Linked DNA regions of Mus musculus: region 2 is linked to region 1. The links are chromatin loops, found by intact Hi-C in ENCODE. Cell type or tissue: left cerebral cortex. All regions are shown on one strand. Each heading gives the region's core, and the rest is flanking DNA. Links, peaks and the distances in the headings are about the cores only. Region 1 overlaps Sacs (sacsin). Region 2 holds the start of Tnfrsf19 (tumor necrosis factor receptor superfamily, member 19).

The links. A loop is a pair of places that touch in the nucleus more often than their neighbours do. Peaks named below come from ENCODE experiments on the same cell type or tissue, not always from the same donor. Only the 100,000 strongest peaks of a DNase experiment are listed, where the experiment ranks them.
Region 2: it touches region 1 in a loop (4-fold over the local background); 2 of 42 quality-filtered maps call a loop at or near these places.

Annotation. Positions count from the first base shown.
Region 1 is chr14:61,165,188-61,181,678 of GRCm38, reverse strand. Sacs (sacsin) reads right to left here. Exons shown (of 10, transcript NM_015788.2): 3 at 8,231-8,381; 4 at 2,370-2,457; 5 at 649-734. Among named protein-coding and RNA genes, the nearest start is that of Sacs, 35 kb to the right of the region's middle. In left cerebral cortex, for the core only: a CTCF peak has its summit at 8,196; DNase peaks (open chromatin) are centred at 5,947, 8,271, 8,832 and 9,985; H3K4me3 peaks cover 1,931 bases; H3K27ac peaks cover 990 bases.
Region 2 is chr14:61,031,041-61,047,531 of GRCm38, reverse strand. It overlaps Tnfrsf19 (tumor necrosis factor receptor superfamily, member 19), which reads left to right and starts at 677. Exons shown (of 10, transcript NM_013869.5): 1 at 677-1,417. It overlaps Gm41167 (a long non-coding RNA gene), which reads right to left and starts at 9,595. Exons shown (of 3, transcript XR_874677.2): 1 at 9,425-9,595; 2 at 8,989-9,093. In left cerebral cortex, for the core only: a CTCF peak has its summit at 10,169; DNase peaks (open chromatin) are centred at 9,782, 10,035, 11,088, 11,658 and 4 more places; H3K4me3 peaks cover 2,786 bases; H3K27ac peaks cover 3,088 bases.

The sequences.
Region 1 (16,491 bases), core at 3,852-11,851:
AGGGTTCTTACTGAACACCAAACCTAATTTCCACAAAATCTTCTTTCATTGCCTTTTTTGTGGATGTTTAAATTTTCCTATTAATAAGTATATTCATATTTAAAGAATATATCCCGAGCCATGTCCATAACCCAGCACTGAGACTGAAGCAGAAGCATTATGAATTTGAGGCCAACCGGGACCACAAAGAGAATTCCACTCCATCTTGGAGGAAAAATATTATGATCATATGTAACATAGACATAAATAAATAATTACCCTATTAAAGTAAACTCTCTCACAAAACAGCCTCTAAATCCAGAGACGAAACAAGCATATGTTCCTGACCTCTCCATGGACTGGTATTAGGCTGCTGAACTATTGGTTGGTTATTTGATTGACAGCTGGTGCATGCCCAGGGCTCACTGCTCTACAAGAGCATTCCTAGAGGACACTGTGTTTAAAGGGAGTGAGTATGCAGCAGCCTAGTGTGGCCCTGTACTCACAAACCCTCCTCCCTTCACACCAACTGTATTCTCATTTCTACCCCCATCAGCTATGCACTGTGGCCATGCAGGCAAGGCAATACAATCAAGTCTAGACCAGATGCAAACTCTTAAGTGCTTCGCTCTGAAGGTAAAGCCCACAGGACTCCATCAGATCTCCTACCTTAAGGATCTGTCCTCCTTCTGGATATCTTCTTAAAATATCCTTGAGAAAATCAACAAGTGGTGGAGTTGTTTGACCAAATCGACCTAAAATGCAGGATATATTTTACAAGACTTAGAAAAATAGGATTTCATGGCATTCGTCCTGTGTGTGACTTGGTTCTGTCGCATGGTTTCGGGTATGGCACCGCAGAATCCTAGGACCAACTCAATGGAAAGTAAAGGCAACTCAGTGGTATGGAGTCTCACGACAGTAGCTGCTGACACATTAGGTTTCTAAAGCTTTTTCCAAGGCATACCTTCACAAACGGGTAATTCAACAGCAAGCACCGGGTCAGAGGGGTAAAGGTGCTGCTATTTTTTAAGGTGATTAAATAACTGGTGCTGTGTATTGCTCCTGAGACAAAAAACAAGTCAGGAATAATGTCACTTATTGTCACATTCTTATTACTCTCAAATGTAACTGATACTCTGATGGCTCTGCTGTTCAATGACTGACCAGGTTAAGAACTAAGTCCTGCCTGCACTGTTCCACCCCGGCTGGCCAGGCCATCCTCAGATAGGTGGCAGGAAGATGTAAAGAGGAGGATGGAGAAAATATTCCTTAAGAACAAGAAAAATTTAAGATCTGCCTATAAATAAAAAATAATAAAGTGATTAGACAAAGTAACCATCACCATAGGCTGGACCAGAGTATCCCATTCTTTAGGATTCAGAATATTTGCACTAATTAATAAAGTATCTTATGGATGTAATCCAAGGCCAAAGAAGAAATCCATGTATATTTAGTATATATATATTTAGATATATTGCCTGAGGGTAATCTATATAAAATTTTTAGTGTGCCTGTGTTTTTACTATAAACTGTCATGAGGTCACACAGTGAACTTTTCGTTGTTGGCATTAGATGCCTTTGGTCTATTTTTAGATTTCTGCATTAGGAATTCTCAACCTGTACAACTTTGTATAATTTTGACATAATCATCACCGAGACCAAGACTGAGCAAGACTATGTCAACAGATTTCTCTCATCACAAAACTAGCTACAGCCACCATTTCCTTCTGGCTTGGGCAGCCCCTTCCTGCATTCTGTCGTATGCTCTCATTTCATGTTTAATATAAAGCCTTTAGTCCAGGCTACTTTACTGAAGTGTCTACAAAAAGATACAAATACTTAATGCATGAACTTGGAGGTCACTATCTACGACCACGAAACTATCAAACATCATTATCATCACCACCATACCTTATCAATCACCTCCAAATGTTTCTCCCAACTCCCTTTAGTTTTGACTTTATTCCTTTTGTGGAAAAGCATTTAAGATGTTCCTTCTTCACAATTTAATAACTTTGTTTGCTTGATTGTTTTGAAATAGGATCTTGCTAGGTAGCCTAGTCTGGCCTCAAAAGATCCTCCTGCCTCTGCCTCCTATGTACTGAGATTACAAGCATGCACATCATGCTCCACTCTCCTTAGCAAGCTCTTCAGTATACATTACAGCACTAACACTGGTCAGAACTGGGCCCTCCACTGTGCAGCAGATCTCCAGATCTCATCTGTTTTATAAAGCTGAAATTTCATCTTCTCGGACCAACACCTCTAAATTTCACCCTCCTCCCAGTTCTTGGTGGCCACTATTCTCCCCTCTGTTTCTGCATTAAAATAAAAATCTTTAATGGACTAAATTGTGGCATATACTTCAGGTAAAATCAATATTATACCTCCCCCCTTTAAGCCTTTTGATTGAAGGTTTACAAAAAGATGACAGGTTTTAGAAGTCAGGTCTCCAATCTTGATCCAATCAGGTATCTGAAAAAGAGAACAGAAAATGTGTAAGATGCAACATAATGTAGTGCCAAGGAAGTGTTTGTGAGCCACAGAAGACCAACCAGGAGCCAATCTGATGCCATCACACATCAGGAGCCGATCTGATGCAATCACACAGGGTATTTACTTAAAAGCTCCAGCTTGGGCTTAACTCACCGCTGACCCACAGGATGGTTCTGGTGAAGAAAAGCCCTGAACACTCATCGGAACAAGGTTTTATAGACAATGGCAAGCGAGGGGTGAGTGTTTCTAGAGTGGCAAGCATCTAATTGGGGTGCTACTGTGGCCTTTAGCATAACTGGCTGGTGCTGGGAGCCAAACCATAAACTTAACTTCTGCTTCCCTCCTGACTGGTGCTTCTTAGGCAGGGGTGGGGCGGTGGGGGCTGTAACCTGGAGGTGCAGATTTGTTGAGGAATAACCGGAAACTGGTGTTAGATGCTGGATTTGTTGGGGGCATAACCTGGAGATGCAGGTCTTGTTGGGGGGTAGCCTGGAAACTTAAGCTAGGCTCAGGTTTTAGTGGGGGGTAACCTGGAAACTGAAGCTAGGTACTGGCCTGTTAGTTTACTTGAGTTTAAACTTAGGTCAGGTTTTCTAAGATGGGGGTCTGAACCCAAAAATCTGGTCTCTCAATAACATTAATACTATCACTTCAAAACTTTCTCAAATGTTTTTCATTCAAGTAATATTAACTATCCTTACCAAGAAATAAGTTGCCCTCATGGGAACATTACAGAGGGCAGAATAGAATGCTAGCTAAAATCTTTATGGAATAATTAAGTTAGAATTTTTCTTTAAATAATTACAAATATAAACAAGTCTATTTCTCTTCTATCATATAATTCACCCCCTTCCTTTCTTCCCACCCTCTCTTTCACATGCTAGGCAAGTATTCTGCCATTGATCTACACCCCCAGCCCAAATCATCCCAAATTCTCATTTTCAAATATGTAAAAGATGTTAACACAAACATCTTTTTAATCAAAGATACCAATGTGTATTTGGTATGCAGCATTGCTCCAGGAAACTGCAACAGATCAGAGGATAAAATTTTGGCATATTAATATGCATGGCAATTTTCTTGGGATTAATCTATATGGAATTTTCCTAAAATAGCAATACATTTTTCATTTATTTTCAGAGATATCCCATAAAATTGTGTTCCTAGACATTCCCTTTGGAAATCATTACCATATATGCCCCTAAAAGGATGGGAGTAAGCTGTAAACATGCCTGAAACATGCCTCAGTGTTTGTCTTCCTGTCCCCAAAAAAGGTGGGTACTTTAAAAACTCGACCTGGAAAAGGTGAGCTCACAGCTTTCTAAACCTCTAGCACCCTCATCTTTATTTCACACTTCAACCAATAGTGTCACCACCTACAGGCACCTCAGAGGACCATCTCTCCAACCAATAGTGTCACCACCTACAGGCACCTCAGAGGACCATCTCTCCAACCAATAGTGTCACCACCTACAGGCACCTCAGGGGACCATCTCTCCAACCAATAGTGTCACCACCTACAGGCACCTCAGGGGACCATCTCTCCAACCAATAGTGTCACCACCTACAGGCACCTCAGGGGACCATCTCTCCAACCAATAGTGTCACCACCTACAGGCACCTCAGGGGACCAACTCTCCAACCAATAGTGTCACCACCTACAGGCACCTCAGGGGACCATCTCTCCCCAGAGCGCCTCTGCAGCTACTTCTAGCCCAAGTGCATACCCTCCAGTCTCTCCAGCCTAACCTGCGTTTCTCCACTCCCAGCATCAGCTGCTCCGCGGCTCCCGGGCTTTAATAACCAGCTCCCACTTGGTCTCCTTACTTTCTGTATGTCCTTGGTTATACAGCAGGGTCACATCATACACCTGCCGGCCCTGAGAACTATCCTGTGAAAACTAGTGCATGCCTTACACGAGTGCTCAAAGAAACGTAGGTGGGAATACTGACTGCCACTAACAAAACAACAACAATGACAACAACAAGCAAAACAAAAGCCAACTTAGAAATAAACCAAATGTTGTGATATATTTGCATGGCAAAATATCACACAACAATGAATACTGACCAGCCAAGCTATATACACTTTAGATGGATACTAATAAAGAAATATTGGGTGAAAAAAAGCTCCCCAGCTTATTACCTAAAGAAAGATAAGCTCCTTATAACAGGCATAACCAACAAAAGTAAATGGAACATTGTCTGGGTTATATACTTAGGTTACACATACGTATTAAATGCAAACAAGAAGATATCCATTACGTCATCATGGGTGATCATTCCACTGGTCAATTAACCATCTAATTACAAAGGAAGTAATACATAAACCAGGGCTCATTAGTCCAATTTGGGATCACTAAGGTGTGCTGGGAGAAAAAAATGGCAGAAAATACAAAAGAAGGAAACCTATGACGTTTTCAGGTTTTAAAGAGAATCAACTACAAGAAACTAATACCTAAAATAAGTGTATTAACTGAGGTCAAACACTTAACAATCTGGTAGACTATAATCTCTGTTGCTATCTATCACAGGGCAGTGAGATGCCTAAAAAGCAAGCTGGCTGTAAGACATCCTCAGCAGCACTAGCTCTTATGGAGTGTGCCAAGATTTGGGGGTTTGTATAGGCTCTCTTCCCTTCTCTTCTGGATACTGCAACCAAGGAAAGAAAATGCACCTATTCCCCCCAGATGCAATGTACCTTCTATTCAAAGTGCCCGTCTCAATGTTTTGAAAACGAGTATCAAATCATTAGAAGCTTCGTCTCGCCAGCCAGCCTCATTCTCCCTTACAAACCTCGGAGATAGGCATTTCAATTACTACCAAACAGTGACTCTATTAAACAGTATGATAATATAACTGTTCAGCAGATCACCCAACACCTCTTTTTTTTTTTAAAAAATATCAATGACACAGGGAGATGCTCAAGAGTCAAAATCTGGGGGGTCGGGGAGGGACATGACACACTTGTGATGAATTAAAAGAGAAAAGCTAAATCTCCATCTACTATCTATTATCATCTGCCTCTCACACTAAACTATTCAGAATTTAATAATGTCAATCTAGAAAGTCCTAAGCAGCAGGGACTGAGAGGTAAAGAGGGGAAAGTCCGCCTGAGAAGAGAATGCCGACACCCTGTTTCTTCAGAGCATTAAATGAGGTGGTAGGTGAAGAGGCCACAGAGCACAGCGGCTGAAGCTCAGCAGGGTGTGGAGATCATAGAACAGGGCCCAGGAGCTCAGTGATGCTCTTCCCACACACTCCCCAGATACAGAAAGGGAGAACTGCTAAGCATCAGCCACGACCTATCTCTAGCCCTGACCTCTCTTTCTGAATCCATCTGCAGTTGTGAGCTGACTTTCAGTCCTTACAGTCACAGACCTTAGCAGTGACCAGACTTTCAAATGGGAAAGCAATTCTGACACATGAATTTGGCCCCAGTTACATGTACATGGTGGTGGCAAGCAGGATCTGGGTCACCCACTTCTCCGTTATATGCATTTTCCTAATTCCTTCTGTGTCTCACCATCAGCTGAACCACATCTAAAAGCAAACTGACTGCCACACTTGTTCCAGAATGAGCTGCCTCTGTCATCTGCTAAGAAACCCTTGCTCTCCTGGTCTGGTTCCAGGCTTGCAAACATGCCTATAAAGCCTTCTGCCTTAGTTTACTTCCTCGCTCCTTCCTTTAGGTCCATGTGGCACCAACTGCCACAATTCTGTCCTTTACAAAGTGCCCTGTATATCCCTTCATTTGCTTATTTGTAGTTTGTGGTGTTGGTGTTGGTGCTGTTGTTGTTGGTGGTGGTGGTGTGTGTGTGTGTGGTATGTGTGGTGTGTGTGTGGTGTGTGGTATGTGTGTGCATGCATGGTGTGTATGTATGGTATGTTTGTAGTATGTGTGGTATGTGTTTGTATGTATATGTGTGTGTTGTGTCTGATATGTGTGTGTGGTGTGTGTATGTGTGTGTGGTGTGTGTATGTGTGTGGTGTCTGTGCATGTGTGGTGTGTATGTATGGTATGTGTGTAGTGTGTGTGGATTGTGTATATGTATATGTGTGTTGTATCTGATATGCGTGCATATGTGTGGTGTGTGCATGGTATGTGTATGTGTATATCTGGTGTGTGTATGTGTGTGGTTATGTGTGTGTGTTATGTATGTATGTATATGTGTGGTGTATGTGTGTATTGTGTCTGATATGTGTGTGTGGTTGTGTGGTTGTGTGTGTGTGTGGTGTGCATACTGTGTTATGGGTATATGATGAGGGCACACCTGTGAAGGTCAGAGAACAAGTCTTAGAGAAGGCTTTCTCCTTCCACTGTCACGTGGGCTCCAGCATTAAGTTCAATTGCCAGGCTGGCACAGCACTGAGCCTTCTCACGTCCCCATGCTTTCAATTTCACCTTCACAGCCATAGTCTCATGACCTCAGACCAGATCAGTGATGGGCCTGGATCTCTTTCACCTCCCAACCACCCAATCCAAACAATATGACCACTTCAACCACCCCAAATCTGAGTCCTGCACAGGCACCTGTAAGAAACTATTCCAGTGTCAAGAGCTACAACTGAGTCATGTTACCATATGCATTTAGGGAACACGACAACAAAGTAGACCCAGGAGTAAAGTGGGAATAGACACAGAAGAGCAAACCCATAAAGGCGGGTAAGAATGAAGGTGTCACAGACAAAGAAAGCAATAACAGTGTGTTCCTCTGCAGGTCTGCCTCAACTCCTGGGGCAAGCCAATGTCTTCGAGTCAGCAAACACCCCTGGGGAATATGATAAGAAATGACCCGTCTGTAGAGGTGCCTGAGAGCAGGTCACCAGAGATCTGTCTAATGTGCAGGAAACCAGAAAAGCTACCCAGTGGATAAAAAGCCAGGACCACCCTGGAGGGCTCTGAATTAAGCAGTATGGAAACCCAACTAGAAACGCCATCCATGACACTCAAGTAACTCCTGTGATTTTATTTGACTTTTTAAGGCCTGGAAACGATGATGTTTATCACATAAGAAAGGAAAGATACTAAAATTAGAGAACAGGATCATTCCCAATAAAGCTTAAGCTTCCCTTTCAAGAAAACTGTAGCGTCTGCCCCATCATTTAAGAATACAATTGAACATGTAAAAATGTTCTCATTTTCCTAAGTATTGGTAGACTAAGCCGTTCATTAGCACTTCAGAAGTTTCAGGTTTTCTCCTCAAAATAACATTTTGGGGATTAAGTTATGTCTGAAGACCCTTTTCAGTTGTAAATTTCTGTGATTCAAAGAAATTAGTGTAGAGAATTTGCTTAGCACATGCAAAGCCATAGGTCTCAGTCCCAGGACCACAAAGAGAGTGGGAAGGGCTCCAGAATTGGCTATTTTAAAAACACCATTCTTGTTAAACTTAGAAACTGAAAAATATAAATGATGGTCCCGTTCTATCAATGGTGATGTCTGTGAATTTTAAAAACTCCCTGGTTCACAATGCCCATCAAAATACGTGTCTTCGTTTTAGGCAGTTAAGATTCACAAATGTGGAAATTGTAAGTGCAAAAGAAAAAAAAAGTCAAAAAACAAAACAAAACAAAAACAAACCAAAACCTACAACCCACAACCACGCTCCAGCCATTCTGCTCCAACTCTTTACAAAGCTCTATTGACTCATCTGAGCATCAGTCTTCCGTGACAGACAGGAGCCGGTGAATTTCCTGCCGCCAGTAGGCGACTGCGCCCATCTAAGAAGGCAGGCCTGGCGCTGACCTACCTCCCTGTCTCCGCGCCACAGTCGCTGCTCCGCCACCGGAAAGCTGGTCTCAGCGAAGATGCGCTCCTTGAGGTCCCGCCCGGTAGCGGTCGCCGGCACCGCCACGGTCCTGCAGCCCACGCAGCCGCGGAGCACGGTCACGCGGACCCACCTGCGACAGGCAAAGGGACGGACGGTCAGCTGGGTTCGCGCGCGGCCGGGCGGCACCACCCTCCCGCCCGGGGTCTCGTCACCTGTCCCCCATGGCGGGCTCCCCAGGCCTCCTCCTCACGCCCAGCCCTGCCGCTCCGAGAGGTCCGCCACTGGCCCTGAGGCGGGGATCCTCATGGCAGAGGCCTGTACCGCCGCAGCGCTCTGCCGCAGCCCGCAGAAGGGCAGAGGAAGGCGCCGCTGCGGAGGAGGAGCGAGCCCTAGCGCGCCGCGCGCTCGGGGCTGCAAAGGGCCATGTAGGCGTCGCCCGCAGGCATGCGCAGCCCTGGGACCGTTATCTGCGGAGCAGCCCTTCCGCGTAGCCACGCCTTCTTAGACGCGCCCTAAGGGCCGCTACTGTTCTTGGAGGAGCCTCAGGCCCCGCCTCGGCTCCGCCCCTCTCGTGGATGGCAAAGGACGGACCCGCCCCCTTCTTAGGCCACGCCTTCCTCTGACACACCCCGCACACTGCGGTTGTTCTGAGGAGACTCACGTCCCGCCTCGACCCCGCCCCGTTCCCCCGTGCAGCTAAGGACCGCCCTGCGCCGGTCTCCAAGCCACGCCCCTCCCAGGAGCGCCCTTCGATTGCAAGGATGCTTGGGACCGGCTTTTGCCACCCCTTCTCTCCCAGTCTATTCACTAAGGAGCAGCTCCAGTGGCTCTCTCCAGGCCACACCTCTCCCGAGCCCTCCACTCAGAAGTGACTGCTGAAGAGCAGCCTGGCCCTAACCTAACCCAACTATACTAAGCAGCCGCACAACCCCACATGCTACACCCAGGTACCTCCTTCCACTTAACTTCTCACAGATCCTGATGAAAATAGAAAAACCAAACCCCTCATCTATTACAGCCACGCAAAAGCTACTTGGTGTAATAGTAAACGCCTGATTGTTATTTGAAATATTCTCATGTACTAAAAACTCCATTTTAGAGTTAACCCTTTTAAAATGATATTAATTACCACTTCTCTTGGCTCCCTTCCATATAGTCAGGATTCATCATTAGGAGTAAAAACTACCCCGAGAGCTCCTTAGAAGACCATAATGTTAGTCAAGCTTTCCTTTCGCTGTTGGAACGGGTCAGTTTCATCAATTAGAGAAAAATACTGAAACTCAGTATAACGATCCTGCCTAGAAACCCCGATAGACAAATACTTGATTTTTAAATTAGATAAGCCTATACAAGTGAATGCATTGGGATATCAACAAATAGGAAAAAATATTGATTTTGTCTATCAAGTGAGATTCCCCCCATTCCAAGCCCCTCCCAAACACCATGCCTAGCACCTGTAATGTGACATGTACCACCCAGACCCCAAGACAAATCTTCAGGTTAAATGTCTTCAGAGTTCAGAATGCATCCCTCTTCCTCTGTCTTCCTATAAGATCTTTCTCTGGGCACCAAGCAGGATGTTGTAACAATAGAACCTAGGCATGGAGTGGAAGCCCTGACAGGAAGGACTGACCTCAGCCATCAGGCATGCCACAAGAGAAGCAGAGTCAGCCCACAAGGAGGCTGATCAGAGGCAGCTTTGAACCTCTAGAGCAGAATGCCTTTGGGATACATCACACAATGTCATTACTCATGGGAAATGCAGATCAGAACTCAGGAGAGATGCCAGAGCTAGTGGCATCCTAGGCCGAGGAGTCACTAGCTTCTTCAGATAATAGTCATAAAATCTACTGAAGCTACTGTATCCCAACTGGATACACCCCTGAATGACAAGGACACCCAAAGAGTGAGACAACGTATCCTAAGCAACTGTTTGGGTAGGCCTGGTTGCAATTTTACCAGCTAGAGTTCTGGACATGTACTTGCTGGTGGTTGCACAATATCATGACTGTGATGCCATGGAACTGCACGATTCAAAAGGACTCTGAAGGTAAATCTTATCCTATGTGTACCACCGTATTAAAATATGTTCTCCATTTTGTTTGCTGAGACAAAGCACAAGGCGGTTCTGAAGTGTCAGGATTTTTCTGCCTCTGCCTCCTTAAGTGCTAGGATAGGCTACATGGTCATGTATTCAGCTGTTTTTCCCCTTTCTTGTTCAATATTTTTAGGTAGCACAGAAACTCTAAAGAAGTTGATAAGAACAGCTGTCAAGGTTTGGAGCCAGAGACATGAAAGGCAGGCAGCAGGGCAGTGACCACATGTCATATCACAATGATACATTTCCTGTTACATATTGACTGGCAGGCAGCAATAAGATTCAAAAGACTGCAAAGGTAAACTTGAACAGCTAGCAGATGACTAGGACAAAGTAGCAAAATAGCAACAGGATAGTCATTAGTCTATCAGTGTGTGTGTTGGGGGGGGGGGAGTTGGTCTACTTTTTGTATGCACAAGGGACTTATTATTTTTGTTTGTTTGTTTGAGACAGAGTCTCACCATGTATCCCTGGCTGGCCTAGAATTCACTACATAAACCTAGATGGCTTTGAATTCATAGAGACCCCTTTGCCTCTTCCCCCTGAGTACTGGCATTAAAGGTATGTGCCACCACACCTTGCAAAGATAAATGGCATGACTATTTTGACAGAAGCCATCAATAAATAGATGAGTCCAGAGAACTAGGAATCCGGGGCTGGGAAGATGGGTCAGTGGGTAAAATGCTTGCCATGTATTCGAGAATCTGAATTAAGATTCCCCACCCTTGCATATAAAAAGCTGAGCCTGGTGTCTGTAATTGGGAAGGAGTGGAACTAGACAGATCTCTGAGGTTACCGGCCAGCCAGTCTAGCCAATAAGTGGTCTCCATGTTCAGTGCAGAGACCTTTTCTCAAAATATATGAAGAAATAAAGGATGAAAACAAGCCACATAAGCTTGCAGCCTCTACACTCACCTATGCACACACATGGACATGGGCAATGCATATTCTACTGAGGGGCACTCCATCTTTAGTGAAGATCTTTATGAATCTGAAGGGAAAAGTGATTTTCACAAGTTGAAAATCGCGCAGCTTGGAAACAATAAAGGCAGGCCTGGCTCCACCCTGCAAGCTCCTCCCAGGCAGGAGAGATGGCACTAGTGGGGATCATGGAAATATGCATTGTAACAAGCAATAAAAGTAAATAAAGCTGCTGATTTTATGCTTACATTACAAAGAAGGGAGAGAAACAATAAGCAAGTAGATGAGGGATAGACGATCCCTCCCTGTAAAGTCAGGTAGCAGGACACACCATTTAAAGGCCATCCACAATGAAGGAAGTGTTCCACCCTCAGAGCAAATGTTAATTAGAGGCTTGAAGAAAATGAAGTGGAGCTTACATAGCTCCATGCATTGAAGAAAGGGACCCGGAGTCAACATATATGACATCTGCTTTCACATTCACATTGTAAGAAACAGGAAGAAGAGATGAGAAAGGAAGAAAGGAAGAAAGAGAAAGAAAGAAAGAAAGAAAGAAAGAAAGAAAGAAAGAAAGAAAGAAAGAAAGAAAGAAAGAAAGGATAAAGTGAGGGGATATGAGGAAGTACAGAAGGAGGGAGAAGGAGGAGGAGGAAGGAAAGATAAAGGAAGAGGAAGGGAAGAGAAAAGGAAAAGAGGATAAGGAGGGAAGAGGAACAGGGTGAGAGAGAAAGGAGGGGGAAAGGGGGAAGAAGGGGGCTTAAATGGAGGGGAGAAAGGGTGGAAATAGCAAAGAAAATGCAGAAGAAAAGAGGGATAGAGAGGAAAGAAGAGAATGGATGGGGAAGGGGAGGAGAGAATGAAGAAAGGAGGAAGAAAGGATAAGAGGTAATGAAAGAGAAGAGAACAAGGAAGGGAGAAACAGGGAAGGAAGAGAAGGATGATGAAGGAAAGGGGGGCTGTGGGAGGGAGAGGAGGAGGAAAGTGAGAAGGAAGGGAGAGGAGGATGAAAGGGGGAAGAGGAGGAAGTGGGGAGGAAAAGAGAGGGCGAAGAGGAGGAACATCATGGAGGGGAGCAAGGCAGCAAGTAGGCATGGCACAGGTAGCTGAGTGCCCACATCTGACCCACAAGCAGGAGGTAGGAGGGCTTGGAGCATGGTAAGAGTGGGGCACAGAGAGAGACTAAAGTCTGGCACAGGCTTTTAAAACCTCAAAGCCTACCTACCCCCCAGTGACACACTTTTTCCAACAAGCCACACCTCCTAACCCTCCCTGTGCTGGCTAGTCTTGTGCCAGCTGACACACAAACTGGGATTAGCTTGAAAGAGGGAAACTTAATTGAGAAAATGCCTCCATAAGATCTGGCTATAAGGTATTTTCTTGATTGGTGATTGATGGGGAGGGCCCAGCCTATTGTAGGTGGTGCTATTTCTGGGCTGTGGTCCTGGGTTCTATAAGGAAGCAGGCCAAACAAACCAGGGAAAGCAAGCCAGCAAGCAGCACCTCTCCATGGCCTCTGCATCAGCTCCTGCCTCCAGGTTTCTGCTCTGCCTGAGTTCCAGTTGCGGATGAACTTCCCAATGACTTCCTTTGGGGATGAGCAGTGATGCAGAAGTGTAAGCCAAATAGACCCTTTCCTCCCTGTCTTAGGGTTTTCATTGCTATGAAGAGACACCATAGCCAGGTCAACTATATGTGGACAACATGTAATTGGGGCTGGCTTACAGGTTCAGAGATTCAGTTCATTATCAAGGCGGGAACATGGCAGTGTCCACGCAGGCATGGAGCAGGAGGAGCTGAGAGCTCTACATCTTGATCTGAAGGTTGCTGGAGAAGACGGTCTTCCAGGCAGCTAGGAGAAGGGTCTCAAAGCCCACTTCCAAAGTGTCAAACTTCCTCCAAGACCACACCCACTCCAACAAGGGCCACTTCTCTGAACTTCCTAATAGTGCCATTCCCTGGCCCAAGCATATTCAAACCACCACACTCCCCAACTTGCTTTTTGGTCTTGGTGTGTTTCACTACAGCAATAGAAAGCCCAACTAAGATACTTCCCAGAGTTCCACTAACTAGGGACCAAGAATTTAAACACATGAGCCTATTCACAACAGCCAATTCTCATTCAAACTACCACAAGAAAGGAGGGAGGGAGTCAGAGGGAAGAGAGAGAAAGGAAATGAGAGGGTGAGAGGGAGAGGGGAAGACAAAACCATGAGAGGAAGGAGGGCAAAGAATGAAGGAAGAAAGGGTAGGATTTTTAAAGGGAGGCAGAGGAAGAAATGGAAATAACAGAAAAAGAAGGGGAGAAGAGGAAAATACCATGTGTGTGGGGGAGTGGGGGGGTGTTGGTAGGGAAAAAGACAGGGAAGGAAATGGATGAAGGATAAAAGTAGAGGAAATAAGGGATAGAAAGAGGGAGGGGGAAGAAAGGGAGAAATAGGAAGAGAAAAGTGGAGGAAAGTAAAATGGAGCCAGAGACAGTTTAAAAAGATGGAGGGGAAATGAGGGAGGGATGGAAGATGGAAAGATGAAGGGATGGATGAAATGGAAGGGAGGGGGAGGAAGAGAGAAAAGGGAAGGGGGAGATGGGAGGGAGGAAAGAGGAAAAAGGAGATAAAGAAGAAAGGGTGCAGAAAGAGGAAATGAAAGTGGAAAGGTGGAGATTAGAGGAAAGAAGAAGTCAGAGAAGGGTTGAGGGGAAAGGGACTAGAGGGAGGATAGGAGGATTGAAAGGAGAAGGGAGAGTGAGAGGGGTAGCGGAGGAGGGCTAAGGGCAGGAAATGTAAATGAGAGGGAAGGAAGTAATGCACAGGGCAGGGAATAGATGAAAGAAGGAAATGATGGGCAAGGAAGGGGTGATAGAAGAAAAGAAAAGAAAAGAAAAGAAGAGAAGAGAAGAGAAGAGAAGAGAAGAGAAGAGAAGAGAAGAGAAGAGAGAAAGAAAAGAAAAGAAAGAATGGTGGAGTGGTAAGAAAAGAACAGTGAGAAATAAGAGGGACAGAGTGTGGAAAGGGTCATGAAGGAGGAGGGGAAGGAAGGAAAGAAGGAAAAAGGGAGATAAGAAGCCAGGAAAGAACAGGAGATGGAAGAAAAGGAAAAGGAAGGAATATGTGAGGGAGGAAAAAGGCAAGAAGAGCAGAGAGAGGGAGGGAAGGGGAGAGGATGTGGGGAAATGGGGGGAGGGCAGAAGGTAAATGGGAGGGAAGAGGGAAATAGGAAAGAAAGGAGGGGAAGGGAGGAAGAGGAAAAGTAGAAAGAAATAGAAAAGGGGAGGGAGGAAGGGGAAAGAAAGAAAGGAACAGTGGGAAGGAAGGGAAGAAAAAGGGAGGGTAGGGAGGGAGGGAAGGAAGGAGGTCAGAGGGAGAAAGAGAGGAGGGAAGTGAGGAGGCAAGAAAAAGGGGAAAGCACAGGAAGGAAGGAAAGACGAGAATGGGAAGGAGAAGAAAGAAGCTAGGATGGAAAGGGGAGGAAGGTGGGGAAGGGAGAGGAAGGAAAAGGGAAGGAATGAGAGAGGAAGGAGAGAAGGAAATGTATACAAAGAAGGGAAGGGAAGAAGTGAGGGAAGAGCCAGAGGAAAGAAGGGATGGAAAGGTACAGCAGCCATGAAAAAACTTAGGCCCTGGCAAGTTGGGACACGCCTGTAAACAGCTTAGGTGTTTGTCCTCTGGAAACACCTTTAATCTGGGCCAAACTTTCTGCTGGAGGCCTACATAAGGACAATGGAAGAAGAAAGACTTCCTTCTTCTTTGCCTGCTTGCACTTGCTTGCCAGCCCATCTGTTGGAACTTACTTCTTCAGGATTCTGGCTTATACAGAAGACCAGCTGAAACACCCAGTCTCATGGGACCAGCAACTACTATATTCTTGGACTTCCCACTCACAGCTGCCCATTGTACAGACAACAGACTGTAAGTCATTTCAATAAATTCCCTTAATATATAAAGACACTCCGTAAGTTCTGTTAGTCTAGAGGTCCTGACTAATACACACAGAATATCAAATTTTCTGTATGCCTCGTTTCTTTCTGGAATATTAAGCTTCATATTCACTACAAATCTCTGTAGAAAATGTCTCCAGTGTCAAACTACCTACTTAGTTGAGGAGTTCTTCAAACTGGTGTCTATTCCTGTGACATATTAGTTTTTGTTTTTAAGTATGGATTTTTTGACAAAACGCCAGACAAGGGCAACTTAAAGAGGGGAGGACTTGTTTTGGGTCACAGTGTGAGGTTACAGTCTGTCACAGGTGGGAAGGCATGGCGGCAGCTGGTCACATTGCATCCACAAGCAGGAAGCAGAGACAAATGAATGCTGGCGTTTCGCTGGCTTCCCCCTTTCCTTTCCTTCTTTTTATTCAGTCCGGGACTCCGGCCCACGGGAAGGGGCCACCCACACTCACGGTGGGTCTGATGCCTGTATACCAGGCAATTTCATGTCCATTCATGTTGACAATGAAGACAAACCACCACCCAACACGATGTCTCTTCCGGAGGAACAATGTCACATGTATTTGTCCCTACAAGACAGCTTGTGTGCACAAGGTTGTATGTATACAAGTGTGTGCATGCTTTGGTGTGTAGTATATGGTAATTGTCTCTCTCTCTTTTTAACACACTGTAAGTCTTTTGGACTCTAGGCCACCGTGAACTGTTAAAGCTGGCCCAATAGCTAGACTTTAAACCATCAGTACCAGATGCAATTGATAGGTGTGGATGAGAAGAGGCCACATGGATGTCCCCACTGGTCCCAGGCATAGAATGCAGGCAGTACCCAGACCCATGACAGCAAGGCAGGGCCCGGTGCTACCCAGTTTCCCTAGTGACATTTTCACCATGGCCAGTGTGAGGTTATGCATCTGACTTCTTGGCCTTCTTCGTTCCTTCTTCCCAGGTTCTACCGTCACTGTTTGACCACTCCCAATTACAGCTTTCCATCAGTCTCCTGCTCTTCAAAGAACCAAGAAGGGCTCACTTCTCTCAGGCAGGCTGGGCCTCTGGTGGGTTTTTCTCTGCACTGGCCTGTGGCATGCTCATACCTTCCCTCTGCCTTCCCACAGGCCTACCATTCCCCATCTGTGCCACGGTCAGCACTGTCAATATCCTTTTCTGTCGACAGCACTTTCTGGGTGAATATCCAGATATAAACGCCCACCCAGACAAACAATTTTGAGTTCATGTGACTCCATGCAAAACCGTCTGGCCATCCGATGGCCACACAAAAGCATG
Region 2 (16,491 bases), core at 3,746-11,745, 130 kb after region 1:
GGAAGTGGGTTCCTCTAAGGGTGCTGCAGATGATATTTTTCAGTGCCCTTCTGCAAACAGATGCAGTTCCATCATATAATGGAAATCTTTTCTCTCTCCCAGAATAAACAGCTCCATGTTCAAAAACATGCCACATTCCGACCACAGTGCTTTACCAGCCTCGTGGGTATTCTAAACAACGGACACTAAGTTCCGTTTTACAGTACAGAAAATAAGGTGGCGATTTCTCAGCTGGATCCAAACTGTGATTTGTGCTTTGCCTGGGACAGAAGCTGTGGAGTGATTGCAAGCAAATGCTTTCCTCTAAGTCACCTTTCTGTGACTTTTAGGAGTCGCTAGAGGTATCCATGATTGCAACTCAGAAGGAAGGCATCCTTTGTTGTTGTTGTTTTATTAGGACCCCAAATTTAGATTAACAAGCTTCTGACCCAGGTGTCCAGTGAGCTAGTGGCGGTATCTCTGTAAGTTGTAGTATCCACTCCTTCACTCAATGAAAGCCATACTTGACTGGCGCCACCTGTAATACTTTCACCAGGAAAAGACATTTTACTAATTCTTAAAGACTTGTCGCAGTATGTGTGTGTTGGGGTGGGGAGCCGCGCGCGTGGGGTTGGGGGTGGGGAATCAAGCTTTTTAAAACGTTTGCCTGTGACCCTGGCGGTGTAAGGCAGGTGTTCGGAGAAACGGCCTAATTAAACACTGCTGTGCCGCTCTGCTGCGTTTCGGACTACCCTGCTCTGGTAGGGACTTCGTGCTTTTTGTCACAGGCAGCGGCTTGATGCTGTCTACTGGAACCTGCAACGATCCAGGACCTTACAGGCCCGGAGCACAGAGGCCCAGAGCAGTCCTGGTGTGTCCCTCCCAGCCAAGAGACACACTGCAGGGCTGTCGCGGGCGAGGCACAGACCAACGCGACTAGAAATCAGGCTGACTGGCTTCTCCCGGCCAGCCCCACGGCACGGCATGATGTCATGGGAGCTGCCACTCAGCGAGATGAAAGGGATGCGGCGCAGCAGCGCTGGCACTAGGCAGCCCAGCTGGGGCACCGCGAGAGAGAGCTGCAGATCCAGCCGCTCAGCCCAGGCTGGGGAAGCCTGCTCTCCAGAGCTGGGGCAGAACAACGTGGCCCACGTTTAACAAAAGAACCAGACGGTAGCGAACTTTCTAGATCTGCGCGCGTAGCGAGTAAACTCAGCCTTGCCTTTGATGCGCAGCAACTGATCGGCGATCAGATTACAGGCACTCCATCTCCTAGTTCGCCTGCCTTTGATCTGCGCGGGTAATCCATTTTCCTGGATTTGAAGTTTGTCTGGGCTTGCGCCCACACACATTTTTGGGAAGGTAAAAGCGTTTGGCGCGGAAGTGCTACCAAGCTGCGGAAAGCGTGAGTCTGGAGCACAGCACTGGCGAGTAGCAGGTAGGCGTTCGTGTGTGGTTGGAACTTTCACTGCGTTTTCCTCGCATGTTCAAAGGGGGAAAAATGGCTATCAGCTCCCAGCAAGCATGCCTGAAGCCAAGTCCAGCACCAGGCTGCGTGCACGTGAAACTGAATTTGATTCTTGATGCAATTGTTTCGCGGTTTGCACAAGAGTTTGATATCTGTCATGCAAATCTTACTTGGAAGTGAGTAGTTCCAACAGGACAAAAACAGAGCCTCGCTAATGTTTGTTGCCAGCAGGGTTTCAGACGCTGGAAGCTGGGCTGGAAAACCTCCTCTTACTTTATTTAGAAACGGTGGGATTCTGTTAACACCCCCTCACTCCCACCCCACCTTCCTTTCTCTTCCCCTATCTCCCCCCACCCTACGGAGCAAAACTCCTCTCTAGCAATCCTAGCAATATTACTACTTTATTCTCCGGCCTCCGGGAGATGTGAATCTATCGCACATGTGTCCTTGCCATTCGCATTCCCAAGGGAATCTCTGCAAAGGCATTTAGGACTGAAGCCTTTCAAGTGTAAAGCGGAGGAACTCGGAAACAGGGAGCGCCAAGCTGCGTTAGGTTTGGCTAAAAATACCCAAGCCAGGCTCTGTAACCTCTGAAAATAGGAGAAGCTTTGTTTACAGAAACACTCCCGAGGTTAATATTCTTAAATTAACATTTACTCTAAATATATAGTGACAGCTGTTGTGAGTTACAATTTGCCAACTGTTTACCAAAACTATCTGGCAATCAACAGTTATTATGTTACATGAAGTATTTTAGCCACATTTTCACTTCAATTAGTGCCCTACAAAACCAAATTATACTGGGCACCCAGCTTGCCAGTTAACTGCTACTTGTGAATTCATAACTTCTACACACACACACACACACACACACACACACACACACACACGCACGCACGCACACATACACATACACACATGCATACACACAGACACAAACACACACAGAAACACACAAATACAGAGACACACACAAATACAGAGACACACAGAGACACACAAGCACACATACACACAGACACACAAAAACACAGATATACAAATACAGAGATATACACCGACACACACATGAAGACATACACTTAGATGCACACAAACACACACACATAGACAAACATACAGACACAAACACACACAGACAGACACACACACAAACACACACACAAACACACTCAAAGACATGCATACACACAGACACAGATACACACACACACACACACACACACACATCTTTACACTGAACTTCAGACACTCAGGACAATAGGACTTAGAGCTCTGTACCTACATTGGCCCATCCTAATATTCTGGCCCTGGGTTTACTTGGTAAAATACTTTATTATTGTCACAGTGGTCTGTTTTATGTTAGGTGTGCAACAAGGAAATGTAAATGATAAGAATAGTTGCTCTGCATTCTGAAATACTGATGAAAGGTCTTGAAACTCCTGTTTCATTTGTGATTATTTTTTTTTCTCATCTAACTAATTAAGTTACTTTCACAACTTTCCTCTGATAATCGGAGCCACTTTGCATATTTGGATTAATTTCAAAGCCTGAATAGCTACAAAGCAGAGGCTATTTAGAATCATGGTAAAGTGACTGTGTTTAAAAGTGAATCAGTAGGAACGGTGCCCAGATCTAACTTGTGTTCAGTTATGCCAGAAGGATGTTTCTGTTTTGGGGGTGGGGGTGGGGTGGGGGAAGGGGGAGCCACCAACCATGCTTATGACAGTCTGGGTCTTAAAACATTTGGTTAAAAGAGTCTCAGTTAAAACAGAAAGGTAGTCTTTTTAATGTAATAGCAGAACCAGTGTGTTTGGAATGTGCTGTCCTGCTCCGATGTGGAGCTGGGAGATTGTTCTAATGATTGTTTATTTCGCTGCTAGGCTCATTTTAACAAACAGACTCTCCTCAGTGCAAAACAAAGAGGAGAATTAGCAATTATCTGATTTATTTAGGCTTTGTAGAAAACTAGCTTGGGCAAGTCAAGTCCTTGAAAATCCACTTCAGTGCCTGAATTAATTCAGTTAATTGTTTACTTCGTGTGTCTTTGTTGGGAACTGAAACCCAGCGCATTTCATTTCGGTCTTAAAGAAAAGAAGACTCTTGCTATGGCACAGGGGGGCTTCAAAGGCCCTTTCTTAATTAATTGCCACAGATGCCTTGGCTGGGAGTAGATATGTCTATGACAGTTCTCCCTTACAATATCGCATTTTTTTTTCAAAGCATTTCCTATCTATTGCTTCAATGGTAGCTTTGTTCCCCCAGAAAGGCCAAGTCTTCAAAGGCCTCTCACTTCTACTCCTGATGCTGCCACTAATTAGCTCCATGACCTTAAGAGAGCCTGCACACTGCTGGTGCCCTTGAGTGTAAAGCAAGGGGCTTGGTCCAATCGTTTTCTTTCCCTGGGGTGAGCAACACTGGAATATCTGCAGCCCTTTTGCCTGTGGGGAGACTGAGAAGGGACAGTGAGTTGCTCTCTGGTTTTCCTGAAGCCCAGGGCTGACCTCCTGAGCCTACATGGTCTACCCTTCCAATCGCTTAAGCAAATGTGCTGTGGGGCTGAGCAGAGAACAATGTAGGTTTGAAAGGTAGAAATAGCTACTTCCTAGTATAATCCATTCCTTTGTCCCCATGAGGGACATGTCAGCTGGATCTGTTGCAACCCTTTCCAGCTCTTCCTCTGCTTCTGTTTTTCTAAATGTTTCTGAGTTATCCAAACATAAGATTTGCAGCCTTCACTTTCCTTTGCCTTCCTTAGGGTTTTTTGTTTTGTTTTGTTTTGTTTTTGTGGTTGTGTGTGTGTGTGTGTGTGTGTGTGCGTGCGCGCGTGTTTTCTTTTTTGGATAACCTTGTGCCTCCACTTTTCAAATGCTGGGATCACAGACATTTGCCACCATTCCTGACCCCCTAACAGTTAAAGTAACTCTCATAAAGAAATAGGTTATATCAGTGATGTACGGAAAATGTGTGTCTATTGGGGGGGGGGAAGACTATGAATGGACTTAGCATGACATAAACAGTGTTTTTCAAAAATTGGTATTTTCTTAGGAGCTGGTGGGATCTCTGAAAAGTTTAGTAGTTAGTTAAAAAATTATTACTCCTAAGTGGAGACTTGTCACAGGATTTTGTGAAAGTTCTATTTGTCAGTTCAATACAGCTTCGTGTCCAGTGGGCTAGCCTGCTCCACTTTAGTTGTGTTGAGTGTCATGACATGCGTTCTCATGAATTCTTTTGTTTTCTTGGATTTTGTGGTGAAAATTTTTAACTTGACTCTTGATTAAATTTTATACCTGTCTATCCCATTTATTGTTTTATTCTTTATTTCACTAATTATCAATGTAATACCAAGCAAGCATTCCAGTCACACAAATAGTAGATTTTTAAAACTTTGTCTCATTTAAATGAACAACTAAGAAAATTGTTATTTCTCCATTTTATGCAGAGGAAAAGTGAGTCCAAGAGGAGTTGAATTACACGTCAGGGTCAGAAGGTTAGTTCAGCAGGGTGCAAATGTCTATCTAACCTCAGATCTTAAATTCTTTGTTCTCGGGCAGGGCAGTCCTTTAGTAACAGAGTTGATCTCTGCTGTGAGCAAATACCGTTCCTAACATTTTGGCCAAAACAAACAAAACAAAATAGTTCCCCCCCTCCTTTTTTTTTTCTTTCTTTCAACATACTTTGTAAGAATTATTGGTTGGCCTAGACTCTCAAGTTATAGAGAGCCTCAAAATAAACTTTTTCCTCTAAGAGTAAACTGAACTCAGGCACCCATTACACTGGCTGGTCAGAAACTGCCCCTGTGACTCCAGGCCAGGCCATTGTGGGAAATCTTAGGATTCTGTGCTCCCTTAAAGGGTGATTCTGGCGCAGTCCCTTGATCCCAGCACTCAGGAGACAGAGGCAGGCAGATCTCTGAGTTCGAGGTCAGTCTGGCCAACAAAGTGAGTTCCAGGACAGCTAGGGCTACACAGAGAAACCCTGTCTCGAAAACCAAACAAGAGAGAGCGGGGAAGGTGGTGGAGATTATGTGAGGATTTGGAGAACCCAGAATTTGATCCTGGCTTGATTATAATCTTACTGTGTGACTGTGAGCAGGACTTCCACCTCTGGCCTTCAGTGCTCCTAACTCCCCACTCTAACTGGTAGCCATGGTTGTTAAAAATACTTATATGGCTGCCCATTTTATCTTATAAATATTTATACTTATAAATATTTATATAAAAATACTTTTAACCACTGCCTATTTTATTGCTTATATTTATAAACTTGGTTATCATTGGAGAATCTCACTTGCATGTTAATTAATTCAACAATTTAAAAAATACATTTTATTTATTTATTTTGTGTACATGTGTATACGGCAGGGTGGTGGCGGTGGTGAGCACATGCCAGATCATGTGTGTGGAGATCAGAGGATAGCTTGCTTGGGTTGGTTCTCTCCTCCTACAGTGTGGGTCCTGGGGATCGAACTTGAATTAGGGTTGGTAGCAGATGCGTTTGCCTGCTAAGCCTCTTGATGGGTACATATTCAACTGCTTTTTAATAAATATCTACTATGTGCCATGTGCTGTGAACTAGCCTCATAAAAATCCACTATTTTTGTATAACCAGCCCTCTAGTCCATTTTCCCATGGAGTCGTGTGTTATAGTGCAAACTCCCAGAGTCAGACAGCTTTCCATGAACAATGCCAGTGTGCCATCTCAGAGAGGGGGTCATCTGAAACTTTTCCCCAGAGAAAGATGTTACTTCAATACTTTATATGTTTTCGGTGAAAAGTTTCTAAACGAGTGTGTTCTGTGACACTCACACATTGCCAAATCTCGATTTAGAAACCGAGCATAGAGTTTGGCAGTGGTAGTGTATACTAGAAAACCTTTAATTCCAGAGGTGGGGCTGAGAGAGGCTGCCAACTCAAGCCTGGTTTACATGGTGGATTCTAAACCAGCCAGGACTACGCAATGACATAACAGGGCCCCGTCTCAAACAACAACAACAACAAAACCTACCTTAAAACTAATCGTAAAAACAGTACCTCTTTCAAGAGTCTCATAGCAACTTGGCTTTTCCACTTAAAATCTCATCCTGTTGATCTGATCCAATGCTTAACAAAAGGGGAAAAAATGGTCCCAGCCCTAATTAAAATCACGAGTTTTATTCCGAAGGAGCCTAGTAATCTTTTCTCCTTCTCACACACAGGGTCTCACTAGGTACCCCAGGGTGACTTTGAACTTACATCCTTTCTGCAGCAGTCCCTCGTGGCCCCACACTCAACTATACCTTGTGATTCTTTCGAGAAGACCATTGATGCTCAACTGTGGGCCTGGGCCCTTACTTCATGGTGTTACTGGATTGTACAAACATTCAAACTTCATGGGCATCTGAGGCCTCAAAGTGCAGGGGTTCCAGGTCCCTTTCCCATTGTCAGTGGTTATTTCAGTAATTTATTGTCATTTATTGACCAATGTCTTGCTGTGAATGGCGCCATTTACAAAGCACATACTCTGTGCCAAGAACTAGCTTAGGAGTTTTAATGTCCGGTGTTATTTATCAACCTCCAGCAAAGCGACTTGTTATACCGATGAAGAAGGGAAATATCCAGTGGTTAACTACGCCAAGGTCATACAACTAGTGGGTGCCAAGTTGGCATCGAGACTAGATTGTTTGATCCTGGTGGTTGCGTGTGCTCACAGTTGGGTCTCTCTGCGAAGCGAGCTAACAGGCTAACTGGCAAGATCCATCAAACACACGAAAAGATCCAAGAGCTAATGAGCTGAATAATGGGTTACTGTCTCCAAGTACAAAGGAGGTCGGACAGGACGGCAGCGCTTGGCTGAAGTCAGAGAAGGTAGTCTCTGGTCAGCAGATTAAATTTCCCCAGACACCATTTAGCTACTAGCATGATTGATGCTATCGGACGTGAAAGTTGAAGCAAAATCTGCCCCTTCTCCAGAAGCGTTTTGAATCCTTGAGGAAGAACGGTGGAAGTCCATGCATCCTCTTGCCACAAGGATTGGGAGAAGTGCTGAATTGTCTCAAACCTTGGAAGGGAGGAAATAGAGTTGAGGATTAAGGGAAAATATGAGCGTCAAGACTTCCTGAAATATGAATAAAGAGTCAAGGAAGGTAAGCAGGATGCACGAGCATAATGAGGAAGCTTCCAGAGCGCAGAAAGGGCAAATTCAGGACATAGTGGAGGGTAGGCAAGCAGACCAGTTTGGTCAGAATATAAAGCAAGAGGTCTAGAGGAAGATAAGGCTGAAAATGTGGGCGGAGCCCAAGTGTGGAGATCTTTACATGGTAATCCAAGGAGTATAGATGTGCCCCCTCCCAAGAGCAGCCCTAGAAGGGCAGACCACAGGCTGAGAAGGAAGCTGTGGCCCCCATTCCAGGATGGGAGTGGGAAGGCCTTAGGAGAGGTGGAGGAGGTGCTAGGTAGGCATTAAAGGAACAAGAGGGGTGAGTGCCAGAGATCTTGCGAAGAAGGAAGCAGATGTTTAGTTTGCTAAAGATGAACTGCCTACACTACTCTGTGAGGTTCTGGGATACCAAGAAAAAAAAAAGGCATGCCCTCAAGAGATGGAGGTGTTGTGGGGAAAGAAGCAGCTTGACTAGGGTTTGGGAATGAGAATGAGAGTGACGCCGGGCGTGGTGGCGCACGCCTTTAATCCCAGCACTCGGGAGGCAGAGGCAGTCGGATTTCTGAGTTCAAGGCCAGCCTGGTCTACAAAGTGGCAGGACAGCCAAGGATATACAGAGAAACCCTGTCTCGAAAAACCAAAAAAAAAAAAAAAAAAAAAAAAAAAAGTGTTAGTGACACATAGGCAGGGACAAGCACCCCTGCCTTGATGTTCAAATAAACTCAAGCACTTAACTGTGAACCACCTACGAATAAATCCCGAGATTTGTGTCCTGGTGTGCGAGATGCAACGTCTCCACCTTTAAAGGTGACTCTTGAGAGTGACAATGTTTAAGGTTCCCTTCACAGGTGTCTAGCATGCCACCATGTTGTTTGCAGCGTGGTGTCAAAAGCTGTGTTTTAGAAGATTAATGATAAAAAGCCATTCACTCAACAAAGTATCCTTTGTATCCTTTGAGATTCTAAGAAGCAAATTCCATCCCTAGAAGTACTGTTGCCTTAGGGAAGGGCAGATCAACACAGGAAACAGTTATGTAGCTCTGCATCAAAGTCGTGGATTGGAAGGACCTTATCAGCTGAACTAATCACTGAAGGCACAGGACAGGAATGGCCTGTATTCCTGTAGCACAGCGCAGATCTATTTTAATATAAAATGGGTTACATCGAACCCCTTCTTCCTAAACATTCAAACTAGGCTGGGAATTATAAACCTGTCACAGGCATGGGGAAGCCACTAAGGCTGGGCCTGTCTTCTGCTATGTCCCCTCCTCATGGCCAGTGGTTCAGGTTTAATGGTGATCCTAGCCCTGGGACAAGGCTGGTCCTGAACAAGGAGGAACAGTGGGCACTGACAATCTGGTACCCCAGGCTCAGCCTTTGGAGGTACCATGCAGTGAGTGGTACCGTTAGAGTATCCGTTTGTGAGTTAGATCCTCAGTCTTCAGTGACCCAAGCTGAAGGGTTATAGCCATAGATGTGGCTAACATCTTCCTCTGTGTGTGATGTGATCTGGCAAGGGAAAAGCGCAGAGACGTTAGGGAAACACTGGAGGAGAGAGGAAGGCTCCCTGCTAACAAAACCTGATAGTCTTCGTTCCGCTACCCCATCTGCCCTTGTTCTTCCGGCACCCACTATCCTAAGCATCCTGATATGGAGAGCCCATAATTTGAGCCCAGGGCCGGGGTTGGGAGAGACAAAGCATGCCCAGCCATAACTGTGAGACAGCTATGATACCGGGTGTCAGGGCCTGAATGGGGGATCAAAGTGACAAACTAGAGGGTGGCAGGGACTCAGTGGGAGTGGTTAGATTTGGGAGCCTGGCTGGGGCACGTGAGGTTACCTGGAGTCTGCTCCTATTTCCTCAGGGACTAACTAGAGGCATGGTGAGATTCTGGGAGAAGAGGCCGATCCGGGGGCGGGGCTCCCAACGAGCAGGGGCGGGGCGGGTTCCAGCTGCAGCGGTTGCCGGGCTACAGAGAAGAGTGGCGGCAGGGCTGCACTGTGCGCGTGGGGATTCCGGTGCAGCCTGGTGCCGGCACCCCCGCGCCACCCCAGCCTCAAACTGCAGTCCGGCGCCGCGGGGCAGGACAAGGGGAAGGTAGGTGCCTCTGCAAGGGGACCAGATAGCCCCAGGGGATCGGAGCCAAGGGGAGGCGGCTGCCTGAGCGGGGAGGGCTCGTTGCCGAGGCGCACGTGCTAGAAGCGGGCTGAGTGACAGCCCTGGACAGCTAAGTCACTTGGGGGGCGAAAGCGTGAGAGACCGGACTTAGGCTCTAGTCTGTGAAGGAGGCGTTTTAAAGGCACATGTGTGTGGGTGTGCAGATCACGCCTAGCCCATCCACCCTCTCTCTTGTCCCCTGTCCCTGGGAGGGCATTGGGGGCCCCAGCTGGAGCCCACGTCCCACTGCGCAACTGCAACGGAGCGGGCCAGAAGGGAACATTTAGAAAATCCATCTGTAGCCCAGAATCATTCTCATTCCGTGCAAAAAGGATTCTTGAATGCCAGCAGCGTTGCTAGTACATTCTGAGCCAAGCATGTCATAGCTTTGGAGGAGAGGAGTGCTCACTGGCTTCTCAGCGCCCCCTGCCACTTCTTGAACTACGAGTTTAGTTATGCTATTTCATTATTTTATTCTTTTTATTGGGGGGTGGGGAGCAGGGGCGTCTATTCCTGTAGTTCAGGTTGGCCTCAAACTTACATTGCCCAGGCTATTCTTGAACTGAGTCCTCCTGCCTTATCTTCCGAGTACTGAGATTACAGGCAGTCTTCTTGGATATCAAGTTTGGTGGCATCCAAAACCTATGATCAGTTTTAGTAGCAGTAAACTAACCACCAAGCCTCTATCTAGCATCCTAGAACGTTCATGGCATTTTTTTAAAAAATTTTAACAATAAGATTCCGTTTTCAAACAAAAGTATAAACACTGTTGGGTGTTTCTCTGAGTGAAACAGCTTAATTCAATCTATTTATGAAGATGTGATCTTTACTTCAGCAACATGTCCTTTGACTGCAAGACAGATTATATACTCGGGAAATGGATGTTGTTAGACACAGTTTGTGTAAACAGAAGAATTTATTTTTGTGTTACCATTTCATGGTCAGTTTCTTCCATGCACCGGGACGGTTATATTACATTAGTTCAGGATTTACTCGGAATATTTTCTTTGGAGAAAGATTTGTATCTAGAGGATGAAGAACTGAGTACTCACGTAGAAGACAAGTTTTGAAGTATTCAGAGGTGTGGGTACCAAAAAAGAATTTTTCTTTGCATGTTGAGTTGGTGTGAAAGGAATGCAAAATATAAAAGTGTCTTGTGAAAATATTTCCTTGGCATTAATGCATGAAGCATTATCATAATCTCTGTAAGTTCTTTGCTTTTTAATCAATGAAAAGGTCTTATGACGTCTACTTTATTACCAGGGCCACATGGCTTTATTGACTTAAGAATTTTCATTTCCATAGTAGATGTTAACTCTTGAGATGTTCTGCTAACATTCCCTGGGACAACTGTATGAATTATGTCTGTGGTGGAAACGCCTAAAGATGAGCCCAGGTTTGAATCTGAAGCCAGCAGATAGGAACTGTTATAAATGGGAAATGGCAGTGACTGCATCGCATAATGCCTCTCCCAGCAAAAGACTGGTATAAGGGACATTGCTAATATGCATGGTATGTGTGTGTGTGTGTGTGTGTGTGTGTGTGTGTGTTTGTGTGTGTATGTGTGTGTGTGTCCATGCTCATGTGGACATGTGGAGGCCAAAGGATAATTGAGTATTTTTATTACTATTTGCCTAGTTTCCTTGAGACAGATCTCTCACTGAACCTATAGATTGTTCTTTTAGGTACCACCAGAGAACTGCAGTCCACCTGCCTCCTCTCCCAGTACTAGGCTATAGGCACTTGTGGCCATGCCTAGCTTTTTTATGTGGGTGCTAGGAATCTGAACTTAGGTCTTCATGCTTCTAGAGCAAACACTCTTACCTCCTGAGCCACCTCCCAGACTCCAACAAAAACGTTTAAAACATTTTTTAAACCTTTACTTTTATTTTATGTGTATGAGTGCTTTTGTGCATGACTGTATAACACATGTATGCGATGCCTGCAGAGGCCGGAAAGGGTATCGGATTCCCTGGGACTGGAGTTACCGATGGTTGACAGCTTCCTTATTAGTGCTGGAAAATGAACCCTAGTCCTCTAGAATAGCAACTTGTGCTCTTAACCACTGGGCCATCTCTCCAGCCTCTAAAATGAGTTTTTAAAGCCTCAAAAAAAAAAAAGACAGAAAATTAATGCAGCTGATTAAATGATTCAGAACTTAATTCATATATATTTCAGAATTTAAATGAGCTGTAAGCACAAAGACAATGAATGACTCAGGACTGGCAAGTGACTTAGCATGCTCTCTTTAGTTCATTAACGTAATTTACCAGTTAGAGTGCTTGGGGAATTTACAGTATGTTTGAGACTTTTAAAACAAATATGAGCAAGTACACTAACCCTCATGAAAACTCCCTTCTTCTTTTCTGCTTATTAAAAAAATCTCTGAACCAGGTCTTAGCTTAGTTCAACCCTCTAGACCAGTTCCACCCCAAACTTACCACAGCACGGTCAGAAAGCTCCATGCATCATTAATGACAAAATTCCAAATTGTTTTAAGCCTGACAGATCAGTATTTAAGATCAAACGTTTAAAATTCTAGACAAGGCCATCAAGTCCCACCAGGGCTGAATCCAGGTTGACTAGAAATGCCCTCCTAGAATAAGTGTGTATTCCAAATGAATGAGTCAGCAGCTGCCAGAGTGAGCAGAGGCCACGGAACAGTTAAATACATGTGTCCTGCAGCAGGTGACTGTTGGCTGTCCCTAGGTTTTGTGAAGGAAACTCCAGCTGAAGGACAAGACAAACGAGGCAGTATGAAGAGAATCGCCTCTGATTTGCAGGCTGCGCATGGAGTCCATCCATCATACTTTATTTTGTTGGAAGTGTTTACATTGGGAAGTAAGATGTTTAAACAGAACTGGGTCCTCTTCTAGTGCACACGTCACAAGGCATATACTTTTTAGGCTATGGGATTAAAACCCAGGCTTTGAAAAGAAAAAGAGCCATCCATCAGTAATTATATGAGACTGTGATTATTGCGCTTCTCTTCCAAAAAAGAAAAAGACAAAAGCTTGGATGGGTCTCATGAGGAAATTCTGGATGGACAGACACAGCCTGGTTAGAATCTACCCAGGCTTCCTTCCAAAATAAAAATTTAAACAGCTGTGTCTTAGGGACGGTTGTGCACAGTGCCGAGAGCAACTGTGCATGAGTCCTTGTAATCAGCGACACTATGAGTGTTTTATTTTTATCTTAGGATAAATTTTTGATAAATTTCAGAAATGCACATGTTTTGTTTTGTTGTGTTGTGTTTTAACATTGTGCCTGTTAAGTGAACATTTTGAGAATTCTGGCATTTTAGGATAAACGTTCGATAAATTTCAGAAAAAAAAAGTGACATCATTTATCAACAGTGTACTTGTTAAGTGAACATTTTGAGAATTCTGACATTTCCCTAGAGCAAACAGGATTGAGTTTATAGCTCAAGAAATACAAAGAATTCATCTCAGAAACCCCTTCCTGGACGTGAAGTTCTGTTAAAAAAAGGCAAACTTTGGGGAATTTGAACTGCTGTGTTTGGCAGTAGAAAACCTTACTGCTTGTGGAGTTTTTAGGCACAAACATTTCGTTATTTGGAAGAGAATCACTCTGGCTTCCCTTCCTGTGTGCACGTTCCTCTCACCTGTACACACCTCTGCAAGCTTCCTGGGCTGCCAGGGTGGCCACCTCCCCTTGGTATGAGTAAGGATTCTCAGAAGACAGTGAAGTTAGGGTAAGATTAAGAATAGACACAGGCTGAGGCTTATCGTCCTATTTGAAAATAGTGTTCCAAAATTCTGATTTTTCTTCTGCTAGCATGTGGGACTGGCAGGACTTCCAAGCCACTTATCTGGTTATCCCAATGTGAGCATTTGCATTTATTATATTGGCTTTATTTCCATGGTGATTTTTTTTTAAGCAGTAAGCTTGTGGATTTGCTTAAGTGTTGTCCCATTCCTTTAATGTTTCATCTTATTGCATATTAGAAAAATGCAGGGTGGAGCATAACTATACATAATGTTATAGTCCTGCTAGATGAAAACTTAAATGTTCCATCATGGGTTAATAAATAGTTTTCAAGAGGTAGAAAAACAGCGGCCAGGTGTGGAGCTTGTTCCTATATGGTCTATAATAGAGAAAATGAGGCAGGAGGTTTGCTGTGAGTTTAGCCTGCATAGTGACACTCTATCTCAAACATCAAAAGTAAAACTAAACTAAACTAAACTAAACTAAGAGATGGAAGAATAAAAAACATTATTTGTTCTGTAAAACCTTTTGCGGATTATTCTAAGTATTCCTAGAGTCATATGTTTTGATAATCCAGACTAAATATAGATGTTTATTTAATGTTAGAAATGTTTCTTATGGTTTAAGCTAGAATGATAAATATTAGCTTTTCCTTCTTGGATACAATTGCTAACCAAGGTTGATCATCCCTAGCCCAGAAATCCAGAACCTGAAATTAGGCAAAATCTGATATGAGGCCACGTGTAGAAATTCCACAGCAGGAAACTTCAGTTAAGGCCAGGCATGATGGCACACATCTTGAATCCCAGCACTCAGGTGGGGAGGTGGCAGGGATTGGAGAAGACAGTGGCAGGTGGATTTCTGCATGTTAGGGGCTAGTCAGGCTACATAGTGAGACTATTCCAAATAAATCCAAACAAGAAAGCACACTTAAAATGTAGATAAATGATCTTCAGGCTATATGGCTAACATAAATATAAAACATAAATGGATTTAAGGTTTAGTACTAATCCCGCCCTCAAGCTGATTTATTATGTACACAAACATCTTCCAACACCTGAAGACTTACCAAATCTAAAATGCTTTTGGGCCCAAGCATTTTATTCTATTTTGGAGTTGTGTGTGCATGCACATAAGTTGTTGGGTGCCTTCTCTCCTTATCCCCCATCTCATCATTTTAAATATCAAACAAAGCAAGTTTTATATTGTATTATACACAATTTAAGCAACACAATGAACAACATGGCTCTACACCTACCAGCTAGACTTTACATTATTTAAGTTTTATGTGATGTATACAAAAATCAACTCTATGTTAAGTTCATAGGGCAAATATTACATTAAGGCACTTTTTTTTTAAATTGTAAAGACTGCTTTTTAATTAAAAAAATATTTTTTTTAATTCTGTGTATGGGTGTTGTCTTAGGATTTCTGTTCCTGCACAACACACCATGACCACGAAGCAAGTTGGGGAGGAAAAGGTTTATGCAGTTTACACTTTTCACACTGCTGTTCATCACCAAAGGAAGTCAGGACTGGAACTTTAGCAGGTCAGGAAGCAGGAGCTGATGCAGAGGCCATGGAGGGATATTTCATACTGGCTTTTCCCCCAGCTTGCTCAGTTCACTTTCTTCTTCTTTTTTTTTTTTTTTTTTTTTTCGGGACAGGGTTTCTCTGTGTAGCCCTGGCTGTCCTGGAACTCACTTTGTAGATCAGGCTGGCCTCGAACTCAGAAATCCGCCTGCCTCTGCCTCCCGAGTGCTGGGATTAAAGGCGTGCGCCACCACGCCCGGCTTCACTTTCTTATAGAACCCAGGACTACCAACCCAGGGATGGCACCCCTCCAACAGTGGGCCCTCCTCTCTTGATCACTAATTGAGAAAATGCCTTACAGCTGGATCTCATGGAGGCATTTCCTCAACTGAAGCTCCTTTCTCTGTGATAACTCCAGCTGTGTCAAGTTGACACAGAAAACCTGTACAGGTGTTTTGCCTGGATATGTGTTTGTGTGCCATGTGCATGCAGTCTTTGCCGAAGACAGAAGAGGGATTCCTAGGAACTGGAGGTGCAGATGGTTGTGAGCCTCTGTGTGGGTGCTGGGAATTGAAAACCTCTCTCACGGAACCTAGAACTTATTATTTTGACAAGACTGGCTGGTGGGATCCACACATGTCCTAGCATTCTGCTACACTAGGGCATCAAGCCTTCACAGACCAAGGGCCTCTCCTCCCACTGATGACTGACAAGGCCATCCTCTACTACATATGCAGCTGGAGCCACGGGTCCCTCCATGTGTACTCTTTGGTTGGTAGCTTAGTCCCTGGGAGCTCTAGGGGTACTGGTTTGTTCATATTGTTGTTCCTCTTACGGGGCTGCAAATTCCTTCAGCTCCTTGGGCCCTTTCTCTAGCTCCTTTGTTGGGGATTTATAATTCTTGAGTAAAATTGATGTCCTGGCTGTTCAGTCTCCAAATCCTGACTGGTGGCAATCACACATGGCTGGTAGGTAACTGGATATGAGAAGGGTGCCCAGTGAACAGAGGAGATGAAAAAAATGACGTGACCTTACTCGTGAGGGACGAGCCATGCTTGGCTCTGGTTCATCTCTCCCCAGAGGTCCTGAGTTTAATTCCCAGCAACCACATGGTGGCTCACATCCATCTGTAATGGGATCCAATGCCCTCTTCTGGTGTGTCCGAAGATAGCTACCGTGTATTCATATACATAAAATAAATAAATAAATCTTTAAAAAAATAATGAAGACTATTTTCTAAAATCCAAGTATTGGGGCTAGCGAGATGCCTCAGCAGTAAAGAGTATTTGCTGCTCTTGCAGAGGACCCGAGTTCACTTAGCTGTACCCACATGGCAGTCTGTACAACTGCTTGTAACTTTTGTACAGGAGGTCTGACACCCTCTTCTGATCTCCACAGGCGCCCGGCACACACATGGTACACAGACATGAGTGTAGGCAAACACTCCTATACATAATGAATGAATATTTTTTAAAAAATCCGAGCGT